Regions from separate parts of the Homo sapiens genome. Here region 1 is linked to region 2. Evidence: chromatin loops called from intact Hi-C (ENCODE). Cell type or tissue: ovary. All regions are shown on one strand.

What was found. Peaks named below come from ENCODE experiments on the same cell type or tissue, not always from the same donor. Only the 100,000 strongest peaks of a DNase experiment are listed, where the experiment ranks them.
Region 1: a loop joins it to region 2, with 2.9 times the contacts of the local background. A loop is called at or near these places in 76 of 110 quality-filtered maps.

Annotation. Positions count from the first base shown.
Region 1 is chr5:64,146,363-64,154,362 of GRCh38, reverse strand. No RefSeq gene overlaps it. Among named protein-coding and RNA genes, the nearest start is that of RNF180, 15 kb to the left of the region's middle. In ovary, a CTCF peak has its summit at 6,319 (motif pointing left); DNase peaks (open chromatin) are centred at 4,432 and 6,302.
Region 2 is chr5:64,608,572-64,616,571 of GRCh38, reverse strand. It overlaps RGS7BP (regulator of G protein signaling 7 binding protein), which reads right to left. Exons shown (of 6, transcript NM_001029875.3): 6 at 4,253-7,411. The coding sequence ends at 7,320. Among named protein-coding and RNA genes, the nearest start is that of SHISAL2B, 78 kb to the left of the region's middle. In ovary, a CTCF peak has its summit at 4,002 (motif pointing right); no DNase peak of the experiment used is centred here.

The sequences.
Region 1 (8,000 bases), 460 kb after region 2:
TCTTGCCTTCCCTTTTCTCTAGAGGCTCACCCCCTTTACTGGAGGTTTCTTGCACTCCTTTCCATTCGCTTCGTCCTATCTGGCCACTTCCCTTGTGGGAAATTAGGTCCCTCTTAGTATTGGTGTGCTGGTATAAGCCCCATGGCAGGATCTGCCCTAAGCCATATGAGGTGACCACGGAACCGCAGATAGAACCCACTCACCCCACACAGCAGTAGTACTTATCACCATTCACACAAGCAGCACCACAAGCAGTGATCATTCACACACACTTTCAGCCTCCAAGATATCCCAACAACCAAGGAAATACTTTGCTGCCCCCTCTGCGGCTTTTCTTACCTTGGTCTGTGCACGAAGTTACCTGGTCACTGTGGTATTTGTAGGCAAGCCTTTCCTTCCCACATTGCTGAGAGTCTGGGTTTATTCATCACAGTGGGTGATGGCTGGATCTTTAGCCCCTGAGACCACTGCAGTGAGGCAGTGGGACGCATCTCCCCCTGGGAGATGACCAGAGACCCCTTCCTCAGAGGAAAATGGGAATCCTGGGCAGGCCCCCAAATTGTTAGAAACAAATATTTGGTGCCACAAAGTGAAACTAGCACTCAGGCAAAAGTTTTCTCAGCAAGGCAATTTACTTCTATAGAAGGGCGCCTCTTGCATGCAAGGCAGAGGCAAGGGAGAGCATGCAAAACAAAGGAGAGTAGGAGATTTTTATCTGTAATGCAGACCCTGTTCCTGTGTCCTCCCCTTGTGGGCTGGGGTCGGACCACACAATCTAGGCTAATTTCAATCTAGGGTAAACTAAGCTACTGTTGACATCATCAAAGGAGGCAAGGGTGGGCATTTGATGGGAAGGACAGGTATGGTACATCATGGGGTGTTTGGGCATAGCAGAGATAGGGAGGGCTGATAGATGAATGGGTACGATTACCTTTTAGAATAGAACAAAGAACCAGGAATTGAAACCCTTTGAAGAGGAACTATTTGTTTTTAACAACAAAATATGATGCCATCATCAATTTATTTTCACCATTTTCCCTCTATTTCTCTGTGCTGGCTTCCTTTTTAGGCAGAATCAGTTTATGTAGTGGCAAGATTGGCCACTAGTAGCTCCAGGCTTAAATTCATCCAGTTTAGCAACCACAATGCAAAAAGTAATATCTCTTTAATTCCAGCAAAGTTCTGGAACTGAGCTTCCAGTAGAGACTTGTACCACATGCTCATTCCCACAGAGAGAAGGAACTAGCAAGTTGGTCCTTTGCATATCATTTTCTCACCCATAAAACTGTATGTATGTGTAGAAGGGAATCAGTCCCCTACTCAGTCCACAAAGGTTGAAAGTGAGATAGGCATAGTTACCCAAATGAATATTGGGGTGCTGTTATCAAAACAAATGGAAATGGACATTTGACAGGCAAAAATAAAAAATGTTCAGTATAAGTGGTGAATGTGTAGTTAATTGAGTACAAAATAAAAGATTATAAAATGTCAGAGGGAGCCAGCTGAGGCTTGAATGATGGCAGAAATGGGTATGTAGGTTTTGAGATTTTCTTCAAAATGATCAGCAGCCCAAGAGGAGGAACAAAAACAGTAAATTGATGTGATTTACATGAAGTTCAGGACTGGAACAGTGAGCATGGTCACAGGACAAAAAGCAAAAGGAATAAAGGTGTCATGAAAGAAGAGCTGAAATGGCAGTCCGTGGGGCTCAGATTTGGCAGGGATGCAATAAGGCCACAGAAACATTGAAAAAGTAATCCCTGCATATTTGGATGTTCCTGCAGTAGAAAAGTCATGATGAGGGTGTCAGTCGAAGCAAATGATGGGAAAAGTCTCAATCATTTTTGGAGATTTATTCACCAAAGTTAAGGATGCTCACAGGAGATAGGTCTATGCCTTTCTCTGAAGATGATTTTGAGGGCTCCAAATTTAAAGGGGAAAGGGCGGGATATTGAGAAGCACACAGTTTTCACTTAAACAAAAGGGGCAAAGGAAAAATGTGGGGAATCTGCATCTTAACATAAGATAATACAGACAAAATGGGGTAGGGGGACAATCTGATACGCATTTGTGTCTGGCAGGCTGGGTGACTGCACCTGTCAAGATAAGCTATCAATTAGCATTGCCATGGTGAAGTTGTAACAGCTCACCAGGAATTTCCTTGCTGGCAAAACATGGGAAAAGTGGGTAGCTTTTCATCTTGTAGCCATTTTATTTAGGAATCAAAAGGTGGAGACAGGTTTGCATGACCCAGTTCCCAGCTTGACTTTTCCCTTTGGCTAAATGAGTTTGGGGTGTCAAAATTTAATTTCCTTTCACAGGCAGAAGATACTGGATAGGAGATAGTGCTAACATGTACCTCCTACTTGGATGGACAGTATGGCATGTGAAGATTCATACTGTGGACTTTTGCTCCAAGAACCACTGCAGGACCATACCAGGAAAACCTAAAGAATTCACAGATCTTTGAAAGAAGCACAAGTCACTGCAGATTGCATGAGACAGATGAACAACTATGAGTTTCCATAGTCTGAAAGGGGGAAAACCTGCCTTCAAACACGTATTCCCGCTGAGGAATCTGAAAATACAGATCACCAGAGAAGGATTTAACCTTATCTAGAGCTGGAATGGATTTAGGGAGCTGTGCAAAATATAAAAGTAAATGCAACAGTGGGAAGAGCCTTGTAGGCACTCCCATTCTTCACCTTGTGCGCAGGGAAGCCATTTCTGATTGTATTTCACAGAAGCCCTCAGGGAAGGCACTCAGCAGAATTAGGGAAGGGTCACAGGGTGTAAGAAGTTTCCAACTGAATTTTGCAATAATTTTAACTGGGCACTAACTTTTTTGACAGGATATGGGGGTGAATGGGAACTGCTGCAAATACAAGAGCTGGAGTCACAGCCAACTTTGTTGGCAGATGGGGAGGGGCAAGGCCTGAAAGCAGTGCTTGCTTGCTAAGTGGGGTAGTTTATGGCCTGAGGCAACGTCTGAGTTTCAGGAGAGCAAGCTGCCTGGATCTAAACTTGGCACTGTTAGTAGTGTGTCCAGAATTGGTGGGTTCTTTGTCTCACTGATTTCAAGAATGAAGCCGCAGGACCTCACGGTGAGTGTTACAGTTCCTAAAGGCAGCGTGTCCGGAGTTTGTTCCTTCTGATGTATGGATGTGTTCGGAGTTTCTTCCTTCTGGTGGGTTTGTGGTCTCGCTAGCTTCAGGAGTGAAGCTGAAGACCTTTGCGGTGAGTGTTACAGCTCATAAAGGCAGTGTGGACCCAAAGAGTGAGCAGCAGCAAGATTCATTGCAAAGAGTGAAAAAACAAAGCTTCCACAGTGTGGAAGGGGACCCAAGCAGGTTGCCACTGCTGGCTCAGGCAGCCTGCTTTTATTCTCTTATCTGGCCCTACCCACATCCTGCTGATTGGTCCATTTTACAGAGAGCCAATTGGTCTGTTTTACAGAGAGATGATTGGTCCGTTTTGACAGGGTGCTGATTGGTGTGTTTACAATCCCTGAGCTAGACACAAAAGTTCTCCACGTCCCCACTAGATTAGCTAGATACAGAGTGTCGATTGGTGTATTTACAAACCCTGAGCTAGATACAGAGTGCTGATTGGTGTATTCACAATCCCTTAGCTAGACATAAAGATTCTCCAAGTCCCCACCAGATTAGCTACATACAGAGTGCCGATTGGTGCATCCACAAACCCTGAGCTAGTCACAGGGTGCTGATTGGTGTGTTCACAAACCTTGAGCTAGACACAGAGTGCTGATTGGTGCACTCACAATCCCTTAGCTAGGCACAAAGGTTCTCCAAGTCCCCACTAGACTCAGGAGCCCAGCTGGCCTCACCCAGTGGATCTCGCACCAGGGCTGCAGGTGGAGCTGCCCACCAGTCCCATGATGCGCCCACACTCCTCAGCCCTTGGGCGGTTGATGGGACCAGGCGCCATGGAGCAGGGGGCAGCACTCATCAGGGAGGCTCAGGCCACACAGGAGCCCACGGCAGAGGGGCGGTGGGGGCCGGCTGCAGGTCCCGAGCCCTGCCCCGTAGGGAGGCAGCTAAGGCCCGGTGAGAAATCGAGCACAGTGCCGGTGGGCCAGCACTGCTGGGGGACCTGGCGCACCCTCCGCAGCTACTGGCCTGGGTGCTAAGCCCCTCACTGCCTGGGGCCGGCAGGGCTGGCCAGCTGCTCCAAGTGCAGGGCCGCCAAGCCCACGCCCACCCGGAACTCTAGCTGGCCCACAGGCACCATGCACAGTCCCGGTTCCCACCCGTGCCTCTCCCTCCACACCTCCCCGAAAGCCGAGGGAGCTGGCTCCCGCCTCGGCCAGCCCAGAGAAGGGCTCCCACGGTGCAGCGGCGGGCTGAAGGGCTCCTCAAGTGTGGCCAGAATGGGCGCCAAGGCTGAGGAGGCACCGAGAGTGAGAGAGGGCTGCGAGGGCTGCCAGCACGCTGTCACCTCTCAGTAGGACACTGTGAGAGCGAGACCAGCCTTGCCAACTGCGTGGGAGGTGGGTGCGACCTTTTGCTACTAGCTATTCCCCACTTACCTGGTGAACAATACTGCTAAGCAGAGGCAGCCATAGTCCTCTCTGGAACATAACCTCATTGGCCTGAGAACCACCCTCCCAATCCCCACAGTGGCATGGCAAGCCCACCAAAGGAGAGTCTGAGCTCAGACCCTCCTAACCCTGTCCCCATCTGATGGTATTTCTCTACCCATCCTGGTAGGTGAACACAAAAGACATACACTCATGGGAGCTTTATGATCCCATCCATTGCCTGAGTAACCAGAATACCTCCCCTGGCCAACTTAGGGGAGGCTTATATCCCACTGCTAATATCACAGCTGGTGCTGTCATGAAAGCACCACCTCCTGGCTGAAGTCCAACCAACTCAGGCCTTTACAGCAACTCATGACAGAATTACCCTGCTCCCAGGAAGGAGAAAACAACAGTTAATACCACCACCTGCAGTATTCTGGATAACCAGAGGCCCTGAGTCTGTCCACATGACAACATCACCACCAGCACAATCAGCATTCAAGAAAGCCAGCACACTAAGCCTATCTGCAACCAAAGACTCTCACAGAATCTTCTTCACTCTCCTGCCACCTCCACCAGAGAAGGTGCTGGTATTCACAGCTGGGAGACCTAAAGACGGACCACATCACAGGCTTTTTGCAGCCATTCCTTAGCACCAGCCTGGAGTCTGGTGGCCCTACTGAGTGGTTAGACCCAGAAGAGCAATAACGAGCACAGCAGTCCGGCTCTCAGGAAGCCCCATCCCTAGGGGAAGGGGAAGAGCAGCACGTCAAGGATCACCCCATGGAACAAAAGAATCTGAAAATCAGGCCTCAAGTTCCAGATCTTTCCACTAATGGTTAGTTTCTGACAGCAGAGACACAATTGCAGTGCCGGGTGTAGTAGGGAAAGTCTACATCTCTACCCCAACAGGCAGGCAGCCTCCGTGATGGTGAAAGGGCTTGGAGAAGGGGTCCTTTTTCCCCTCTGGCACTCCACCACAGACACAGCTGGGGCTTCCCTCACAGGAACACAGCATGCAGGCACCTATAGACAGTCTTTCTGGAAAAATCCAGAGTAAGTGCAACCCCACAGGAGGACCACACTCCAGATTCAGGCCTGCATGAGAGGCAGAGTCACAGTTCCTCCTACATCTGGTTTTCTTCTGCAGCAGCCTAGACCTAAGCACTTGCCATCTTTATTTTTCTTTAACAAAGTATGAGATGTGGCACTGCAATTGTGAAAAGAAACATGGCCCTCAGGGAAAGCTAATTATTAGCTTTCATATCTTTTCTGCCGTGGATTGTAATCCTCAAGAGGCTAGGGATTGTACTTTACTTATTTTTGTCGGCTTGGTGACACACTTGTTGGGACTGGCATAATTCTCCTGTCTTAATAGGGGTAGGTATATTTTGGCTCCCAGATTCTAGCTACAGTGATAAATAGACTTGTTATCTGAAAGGGAACCTCCCTGTGGACATCGCCAAAAGGTTTACCTGAGTTTGCTGAGATAATATGCCAAATTTTCTGGCACCTGATTAAGTTCCCTGACAACCTGAATGTTCATTCTGTGAGCCCCTAATGTGGGTCTCATTCTCCTGGACAAGCCTTGCCTTTCTCTCTCTTCCTATCTGTCTCCCTGCTCTTTGGCCAGGGTGCAGTCCTAACCAGCTCAGTTCTCTGGCCTCACCTCCTTCAGCTCAGACTCCCTGGTGAAAAGCTGTTCTGCCTAATTTTCCATTAGTTGCGCCTCTGAATTGCTGACCCAGCATGATGGCCGGTTGCTGGGCTGATGAAGCTTTGCTGCCGCCTTCTGGCCTGAATGTTTACCACGTTTGTTTAATGAATTTTGGAAATAGAATTGCATGCCTTTCCAGTTGCTAGTGTGTAATGAAAAGCTGCATTTAAAAAATTAAGTACCATTTATTGAGAAGATCCTTTGTGGAAGAAATACGAGGCACTGCAGATACAGCGGTGAGTGAAACAGACAGAAATCTGTGCCCTCATTGAACAGTCGGGAGGAGACATACAAGACATACATAACAGGAAAAGGTAAATCCAAGATTACACAAGCAATATAGCTTGGAATGGAGATATGGAGTGGGGGAAGGGGCATTTAAATTTTAGATAAGGCCAGGGAAGACCTCCCTGAGATGTAAAGCACATGAAGGAAGTGGCAAAGAGAACAGTAAACACTGAGGCAACAGCCTGTTGGAATGTTTGAGGAACATCAAGGAGGCCGTGTGGCTGCCGCACTGCAGCAGAGTGACTGAGAGGGAGAGTAGGGCATAGGCCAGAAAGGTGAGTGTGGACAGGAGGGGGCAGAGCACACAGGGCCAGATGGGCAATTTTATACATAGGTATACATGTGTACATACATATACCCATACATATATGTATGTATACACAGACACAGGGATACACAGAGATACACATAGAGACATACACATAGAGACACACACATACATGCAGAGTCACATAAAGACACACAGATACATAAACAGAGACACACACAGAGACAAATGCAGAGAATAGAGACAGACACACACAGATACATATGTACAGTCATAGACACAGACACAGACAGAGACACACACACACACACAGACATATACAGAGAATAGAGACACACAAATACAGAGACATATGTACAGAGTCACAGAGACAGGGGCAAACACACAGACATACAGAGACAAATATATCTGAATCAGACTGGAAACTATTGGAGACTTTTGAATAGAGGGGAGATGTGGCAATGCATATTTACATTGATCACTCTGAAGATTGCATGAATAATAAACTATAGTTGTGGCAAGGGATGAGCAGAGAGACATATTAGGAGGCAAGGAGTAACAATGACTTGGACCAGCATGGTAAAATGGAAGTGGTGAGATATGGTCCAGTTCTGGGTACATTTTGAAGATAGAAGATTTGCTGATGGATTGAATGAGGGGTATAAAAGAGAGCACTGAAGGGTAACTGGGTAGCTGAGAAATTTAATAGCTGAAGTCATTTACTGAGATGGAGAAGTCTGTGGGAAGGGCAGGCTGGATGAGTGAAGGTAGAGAGAACAAGAGTTATTATTTGGAAATGTTTACTTTGAGATGCCTGTTGCACATATACCAAAGAGGAGATCAGAGGAGAAAACTAGGGCGGTGATACAATGTTTGGCGACACACCCTATAGATGGTACTTAGAGTCATGAAATTGGATGAGGTCAGATTAAGAACATCAATTCAATGTGGCAGAAGTTCTTATCACTTGCAACCTGAACATGGTTCTGACTTCAGTGCAGCTTAGAGATTTAAATGCCCATTTTGCCATGTGATGACTTTATTGTCCTATTACTTTTCTCTATTTGAACTGTTGTAAAACATATGGCTCAAGCTGTATTTATCTGTTTTTCATGTGGCATGACTGTATCTGTTATGAATTAAATTTACCTGTTTTTTTCTCCTTATTTCATCACAATTATAAT
Region 2 (8,000 bases):
AAAAGATTTTCCTTTCCCCAATGTTCTCCAGTACGGTATCGTGCAATGTTTTGTTTGTTTGATTTTTTCTCCATAAAAGAGCTTTAGTTCTAAGCAAGTAATTAGACAGTTATTTGGTTGAACCTCTTATGATGTTGGTGTTATTATCCCCATTTTACTATGAGGAAACTGAGGCATATGGAAATTAATTTAGTGAACAGGCTCTTCTGTACAAAGATGCACCTCATAATGCCTTAAACAAGGTAGACATTACTTTATTTATTTATTTTTGTGGGTATTAGGATGGAGGTAGGTGGCCCAGGGCTGCTAGATATGAAAATAAATAAAATTTAAGAGCTATTGGAATCCCCCAAACACTTTCAGCCTTGAGAGAGATATGACTGTGATCTGAGTTAAATATTGTTACCATCTCTGCTCTTAGATTATAGATTAACTCGCTTTCTTATTTTTCTTGTTTAGTTCATTGGCTGGAGAGAATTAAACACCAAATACTTTAAGCCTTGAGAGAGATATGACTGTGATCTGAGTCAAATATGGTTACAATCTCTGTTCTTGTTTTATAGATTAACTTGCTTTCTTATTTTTCTCGTTCGGTTCAATGGCTAGAGAGAATTAAACATCAGGAACAAAACCTCCTGCCTTCTTAATTAATGACTCTTAGATTAATTTCTCCTTTGTTGTCCTGCTTTGCCTAGACCAGATGACAGAAAACCCATGGTTATTACACCCTCTGTAAGAGTGTGTCAAGTGTACCCTTCCCAGAAAGAAACACTGCCTATAAGCAAATTGCTATGTGTGCCAACCTTGTATGAATAAGGTAATTCTGCTAAAATCTCCTCTGTCTCTGCCTATAGAAATGAAATCTTAATTTCCTTACTTTCGAACACTGACTCTATTCCTTTGGAGGTGGTGTTTCTGGGTGGTACATCTTCCCACTTGGGCTTCAAGAAACTCTCTTTAAGTTAGATTTTGATTATTTTAGGTTGACATAGGGAACCTCTGCCATCTTCAGTTGGTGTCCATTTCTGGATCCAGCATGGTTGCTTCAGTTCCCACGCTCGTGTTCTCATTGCACAGGGAAGAAAAGAAGATCACGAAAATGCATGCCCTTTATTTAATGAATGTTACCTGGAAATTGTGCACTTCTACTCATACACTTCTGGCCAAATTCAGTTATACAGCCACACTCACATGCAGAGGAGCCTGGGAAATGGGAGTCTTACTTTAGGTGACTAGTGGTGTCTTTGGGTTCTCTATTACTAAAGAAGAAAAGGAGAGAATGGATACTGGAACTGCTAGCCATAGGCATGTACTTGGTTGCAGCACATCTGAGATTCACATGAAAGTCTATGAACTCCAAGCTGTACTGTACAGCCCTTGGCATCCAGCTGGACCACAACAGTTTGCCCCTTGAAAACCTTCTTGGGATACATTCCTGTCAGAATTTCATTTCTAGATATCTCTCCAGGAATGTAGGGGTATGTGTGTGCGTGTGTGTGTGTGTGTGTGTGTGTGTATCCTTTTATTAGAAAACAAAATTATTTAACTTAATGTATTTCTTTTTCTTGCTGTAGCTATCAGAAACCCTGAGCTAAATTTAAAGACATTGCTCTTGTTAGTGAAAAAGTTTCTAAATCTGTTTTACTCCTTCCTCTAGTGACTTCACTTACCAGGTTTTGTTTCTCTCTTACCTTCTTTTCCAGGCCCTTCCTTCCTTTCTCTCTCTTTCCTTCTCACCCATCTTTGTGTCTCTCTGTCTCTTCTATTCTCAAAAGCTCTGGCGCCCTGTTGTTTCCTCTCCATATCCCCACTGCCCATATTTTGACAAAGAATAAGCCAAGGAGGGGATGGGAATAGGGTGGGGAAGAGGATGAAGACAAGTAGTGAGTCAAAAATGTCCCTCTCACATATTCATTTTTTAAAACTTTTATTATTAGTTTTTATTACACAAGTAATACATGTTCATTGTAGAAAAATTAGAAAACACAGAAAAGCAAAAAGAAAAAATAATCACCCATAATCCCACTACCCATAACTACTATTAACATTTTAGTGTATGTCCTTCTAGCTTTCTTATGCATATATATACATACATAGATATATTTATATATAATTTTCTTTTTTACAAATATTGTGTCATACTATACATACTGTTTTATAACATGTGTTTTTCATTTAATATATATTGTGAACATCATTGTTTATTCCCTGAAAAATTTTACAGACACTACATGCTCATTGTGGAAAATTAGAAGTTACAGATATGCAAAAAGAAAATATAATTGCTCCAAATCTCACCTCCCAGAGATAAATGCTTTTACACTTTGGCAAGTATCCTTTCAGACTCTTTAATGCACACATGCATACATATATTTTTAAAAAGGGATCGTACTATAAATATTCCTCTATAACTTCCTTTTTCATCTAACAATATAGCTTGTACATTTCAATAAATACACATATGGTGCTTATTCTTAACTGGTACACAGTATTCCATTGAAAGGATGTACCATATTTAACCAACCCTATAAAGTAGGCTTATTTACATTTTTCTGCTTATCCAAATAATGCTGCTATAAACATCCTTTCTTGCATATACTTTTTGAATAATGAATAAATACATCTTAGCTCATTTTATTTTCTGACCCATTTAAAGGAGAATTTCCCTAAAGTGGAATTACTAGGCATGCAGGAAAACTATATTACCAAAATATTTTTTCAGAAAGGTGGAATCAATTTACATTCCTGTTGACTCTGTAAGAGGTTTATTTCTGTACTTCCTTTTTGTCCCTGGGAATTTTAATTCTTTATACCGTTTGCCTTTCTGACATATAAAAAGGAATATATCATATTAACTTGCATTTTTTATTACTAGTATATTAAAACACTTTTTCATATTTATTATTAGTAGGTTATTTTAGTTTATTGTGCATTGCCAGTTTGTGTTCTTGGTCCAATTTTCTGTTGGAAAGTTTGATTCTCCTTGAATTATAAAATGTCATTTATTCATTCATTATTCACTCATTCAATAAGTATGTTTTCAGCATTTGCTTTGTGTAGCACTGTGTTAGGTGTTATGGATACAACAATAAGCAAAATAGACATGGTTGCTGCCTTCTTATACTTCCAATTTAATAGGGATAAACAGGCAATTAAACAAGCAATAATGAAAACGTTCAATAAGGAAAGAATGAAATGGAAACACTTGGTTGAGAAGGGGATTGTAGATCATGGAAATGTCCCAAAAGTAGTGATGTTTAAGCTCTTAATATGTATTTGAGATCTATACTTTTTGTAGCATATATTGTTTTCTCAATTTGGTTTGTTATTTTTTACTATATAGGAGTTTAGCATTTTTAATCAGTCAAATTCCATCCATCCTTTCTTTCTGTTTTTTTCCTTTGGTGTCACTCAAAGAAAGGCTTCTTTCACACTAAAATTATATAAATATCCATTCACATTGCCTGCTAGTCTTGTTGTATGTTTATTTATGTGCTTGAATATGTAAATCTTTATTTCATCTGGAATTTATTCTGATAAAAATTATGAGGTATAGGTCTAATATTTCTCTCAAGAAATAGCTAACCAGCTATCCCAATATAAATTAATAATCCAAACTTTTCTGATAGATCTGAAATGTCATTTTTATAATATACCCAATTCTTTTATATTCTTAGGTCTATTATGGTCTATATATTTAATTCTAATAATTTATCCTGAGGCCAATAGTATCACAGCTTTTTCTCATCCTACCTATGGTTACCTGAAAGTTGAGCATTTTGTATTTGGTGACATTCCTAAGACAAAGAAATGATAGACGTTGCCTGGGTATGTGGGTAGGGTGGGAAGTTTGACCGGATGATATGCTTAATCCTTTCAATGTTGACACTTTCAGAGTTTTAAATTCCAGATGGGATCATTGTTAATCTGGTCCATTTGTTTGCTGTTTAAAACAAAGTAGATGCTTTTACATTCTGTCTTTATTTCACCTCACTCTGAAGCTCAGCTTTCAGTAGGTGGCAGTATTGCCAAACACTCAGTATCCCGACTGGTTTCGTAGGAGCACAGAGAAACAAAATGGTCTGGCAATTTTAGAATTTCCCCCAAGAGCTTTAACTCATTAGAGGAGGCATCAGGACTATGCTACTTCTAAAGCTTTCTTTATACCCCTGAATAATGGCATAACCAGAGGTTTGCAGTGAGTCTGCTCCTAGATGCGTGCAAAACATTAGCGGACAGAATTTTTTTTTTCTGGCTTGTTTTTTTTGTTTGTTTTTTTAAGTGACACCTTGGCCTTGTGGGCATTTCTTCACTTATCTTACCCAAAAGTGCCTTTGGGCCCAGCCACTGACTGATTTAAAACCCAGAAATGTGGTTTTAAACAATGTGGTCGTGGTGGAATTCAGGTGATTTTTATTTTCTATTTGGTAGTATTTTTCAGATTTCCCACAAAGAACATGTATTGTCTTTGTAATTTGAAAAAAAAATCAACACAGGATAGTAAAGATATGGTGGGAAAATGGGTGAATGTATGCCACAAAAGTTTACATCATTTTCTGTTTCAAGCCTGTGGGTACATGCGACAAAATGAGTTCAATGTTCTCTTCTTAACCCTAGAGATCAGCTCAGTGTTATTGCTAATCTGAAAGCGAATTACCAGCAGGAAGCCGAGACAGTAGAACTTTATCGCTTGGAACCACACCTGAGAAAATCCTTTGGTAGGTGAGAGGAGAGTGGGGCAGCTCCTAAGGGATGCATTGGCCTGTCTAATGTGAGACGGTGAATTACCTACTGTAACCTTGGGCCAGTGTAGGTTACCAGGGTTTTGAGCACTAAACTTAATTTTAGTATATGCTACTGAAAGAGGATCTTTAGATCTTGGAGTTTATCCACGGGAACTACAAAACTGATCAAAGGCTGGAAAACAGGCACTATGAATAAAAGATACGGTAGCTGAATATATTACCTTAAATATGCAAACTCTGGCTAGGTAATTAGACAAATTCCCATCTCCATGAATAGCTACTATAGCCTTTTCAGACATGGAGGTGAGACCTGAATTTATTAACAGTCTTCAGTTGTACAAAGGACAATTGCACAGAAGGTAAGTGTTACTTTCACACTGAGGCTAAGGTGAGAATGAACACAAGTTAACCAAGCAGAAGTTATTTAGGTCAGGCATTTAGAAGAACGTGCTGAACAAGATTGGGCTTATCAGTTAATAACTTTTGCATGGATTAGTAGGAACTAGATTGAAGCTAGAGTTCAATATAGTTGAAGTATAGGAGAGGGCAGAGGCAGGTGCTGAGAGCTGCCAAACTGGGCTACTTCAAAATTTCAAAAACAATGGATCTTAAATGAAATGACCTTAGTGGGTGAAAATGAATTAGATTCAGGAAAGGATATTAAGCTGAAATCAAGGTTTGCAGACCAGATAAGTCTGGATTGCTTGCTTTTCCAGGGAGTATTTACCCTAAGAGTCTTTAAATAGCCAAATTGTTTTACAAATATTTGATTCAGAAAATTGTGATTTTCTCATATAGCTTTCCACGGCTACTTCTTTTTTTTGAAGCCAGGTATACCTATAACCATGCATTAATTACTGGTTCCTTGGAACACAACTCTAGATTCAAAGAATAAGGCCAAAAACCAGCTGGTATGATCTAAATAGAGACCTGTATAACGTTCTCTTCCAACCCTTTAATTCTTTCACTTTCAATCAAAAGAGCTAGAAGACAATTCCAAGTATAATTTCCACATTGGATATTAGGGTGAACTATAAGAAATTGCCATTTTGTAGGTCAAAACAGTCACATATAGGAAATTTCATATAATTCAACCTAATACAATAATTATTACAGTAGTTCATCTTCACTAAAGCAAAAGGCCTTAATATATTTAGTTTTTAGGTAAAAATATTGGTATACATATAAATGCCTGTGCACATAAGTATTGGTAAAGAACAGGGTTGGGACTAAAGATGTGTCTTGGATAAACCACTTATCGGCATCTAGCTCATCCTTCTATTGTACTGGACACTGGTGCCTCCTGTCTGACTTGAAGGTTTTTCAGACTATGGAAAACAAGAAAAAAAGTGCAAAGACTTGATCTCTCAACCCATGGGAAATTCTGTCTGGGAAATGGGCCAAAGGAAGAACAGGAGACGGTATAACAAAATTTGTACCATGTTACAAGTTTAGTGAAGGAAGATCACAACAAAGCTGTGAGCAGAAAAACAAAGCATGTGGCTTCCTCCTTTCTAAAATATAGTATTGCTTAATGTGTCCTGCTTTCAAGAGTCTAAGCATAAGACAAGACACCAAGTACACGTTGGAAAAATCTTATCTGCATAGTCATCTAAAATGAGACAAGCTTAGCTTAACTAAAAAACTTTATTAACAATGTAAAATGTTAAATATTTTTATAATCTGAGCTAATTCCAGCATGCCCTATAAGATTTAACACTATGCTGATGTGCAGACACCATGCTTCAGATTTCAATTAGAACAAAATGTAATAATATTTGATTTTACATTTGAGGGCAATTGTATATGTTACTACACCATTTCCTAACTGGATTACTTCATTCTCCAAGAAGCTGAAAAAGACATCATTGGATCAAAAAGAAATTAGTTGCCCATATGCATTTGTACGAAGGTATTAGGATTATTGTGTATTTACAAAATTTTAGTACTTTTCATATGTGGTTTTTGTTGCTTTATAAATTAAGATACTTTTATGTTGAAGCTCTTAGATTCTGACAGAATGGAAGACTAAATGTAAATGAGTGCAGAGAAAGCAATAGGTGAGGTGGTATATGTTTGCTTATAATATTATTTCTAATGATATTGATAGATTGGATTTTTGAACACAGTTTTTCAGTTTTAAATAGATTTCTATGTTTAAAGACTTCTTTCATATACGATAAATTTTAACATGAGATCAGCAAGAGCTATAGATATACTATTATATGTGAAATATTTTTCCTCTGTATAATACATTTAAAAAACCTTTAAATAATTTAAAAATCATAATTCTTGCATCTGTCATGGCGTGGTTTGGAGCAGACATGCACAATGTCAGCTTTAAAATTCCCTTTTAAAAACAGCCTGGTTTTTGAATCTGTTCTTTTTTTTCTTGACGGCAGCTGCTTTCAAGTGTAAAATCATTTAAAAGGGCAGGGGGAGGCAGATAAAAGTAATAAGGAAGCATAGAAAACATAGTCAAAAACCAATAACTGTGTGGTTCAGCTGTCTGGAGGTCCTCGGGTTTTGTGATTTTTTTTCAGATGTTCTCAGTGGGTTTCCAGGAGGAGCCACCTAGCTTGAGATGAGACAACACAGCCCAAAGAACCTTCTCTTCCGTCTTCTCACCAGGGGGTAGGGAGTTAGATTCAGAAGGCTGCTGTCATCTGTGATGGGACATAATGTGCACATAAGTGAGGTATAGACACAACAACCTGCTTTTTAGGAAGTGGCTTTAAAAATCCACCATCCTCCTAATCAGGATTTCTCAACCTCAGCACTGTTGGCATTTTGGACCAGATGATTCTTGGTTGTGGGGTACTGTCCTGAGCACTGTGGAATGTTTAGTAGCATCCCTCAATTCATCAGATGCCAGTAGCACTGTATGACAATTTGTGGCAACCAAGTATATCCCCAGCTATGACCAAATGTTCCCTGGGGTGGGAGGCAAAAGAGTTCAAGGCTGAGAACCACTGCTTAAAATTGAATTGAAACTGCTTAGAGGCAATCTTTCAGTTGGGAAACGTATATACCTTATTTGAAAGAACCCATGCTTATGAGTAAGGTTGGCTTCTTTTCTAAACCTGCCTCTGCTATTTGCCAGTTCTGTGACTTTGAACATGTAACTGAAGCTTGCTAAGCTGTCTGTAAAATAGAGTTTAATAAAACTTAGCCCAGGTGAGGATTACATGAAATAATCTATGAAAAACATTTAGCTATGGTGAGTAGCTTACTGTCTAGCATAGAGGAAGCGTT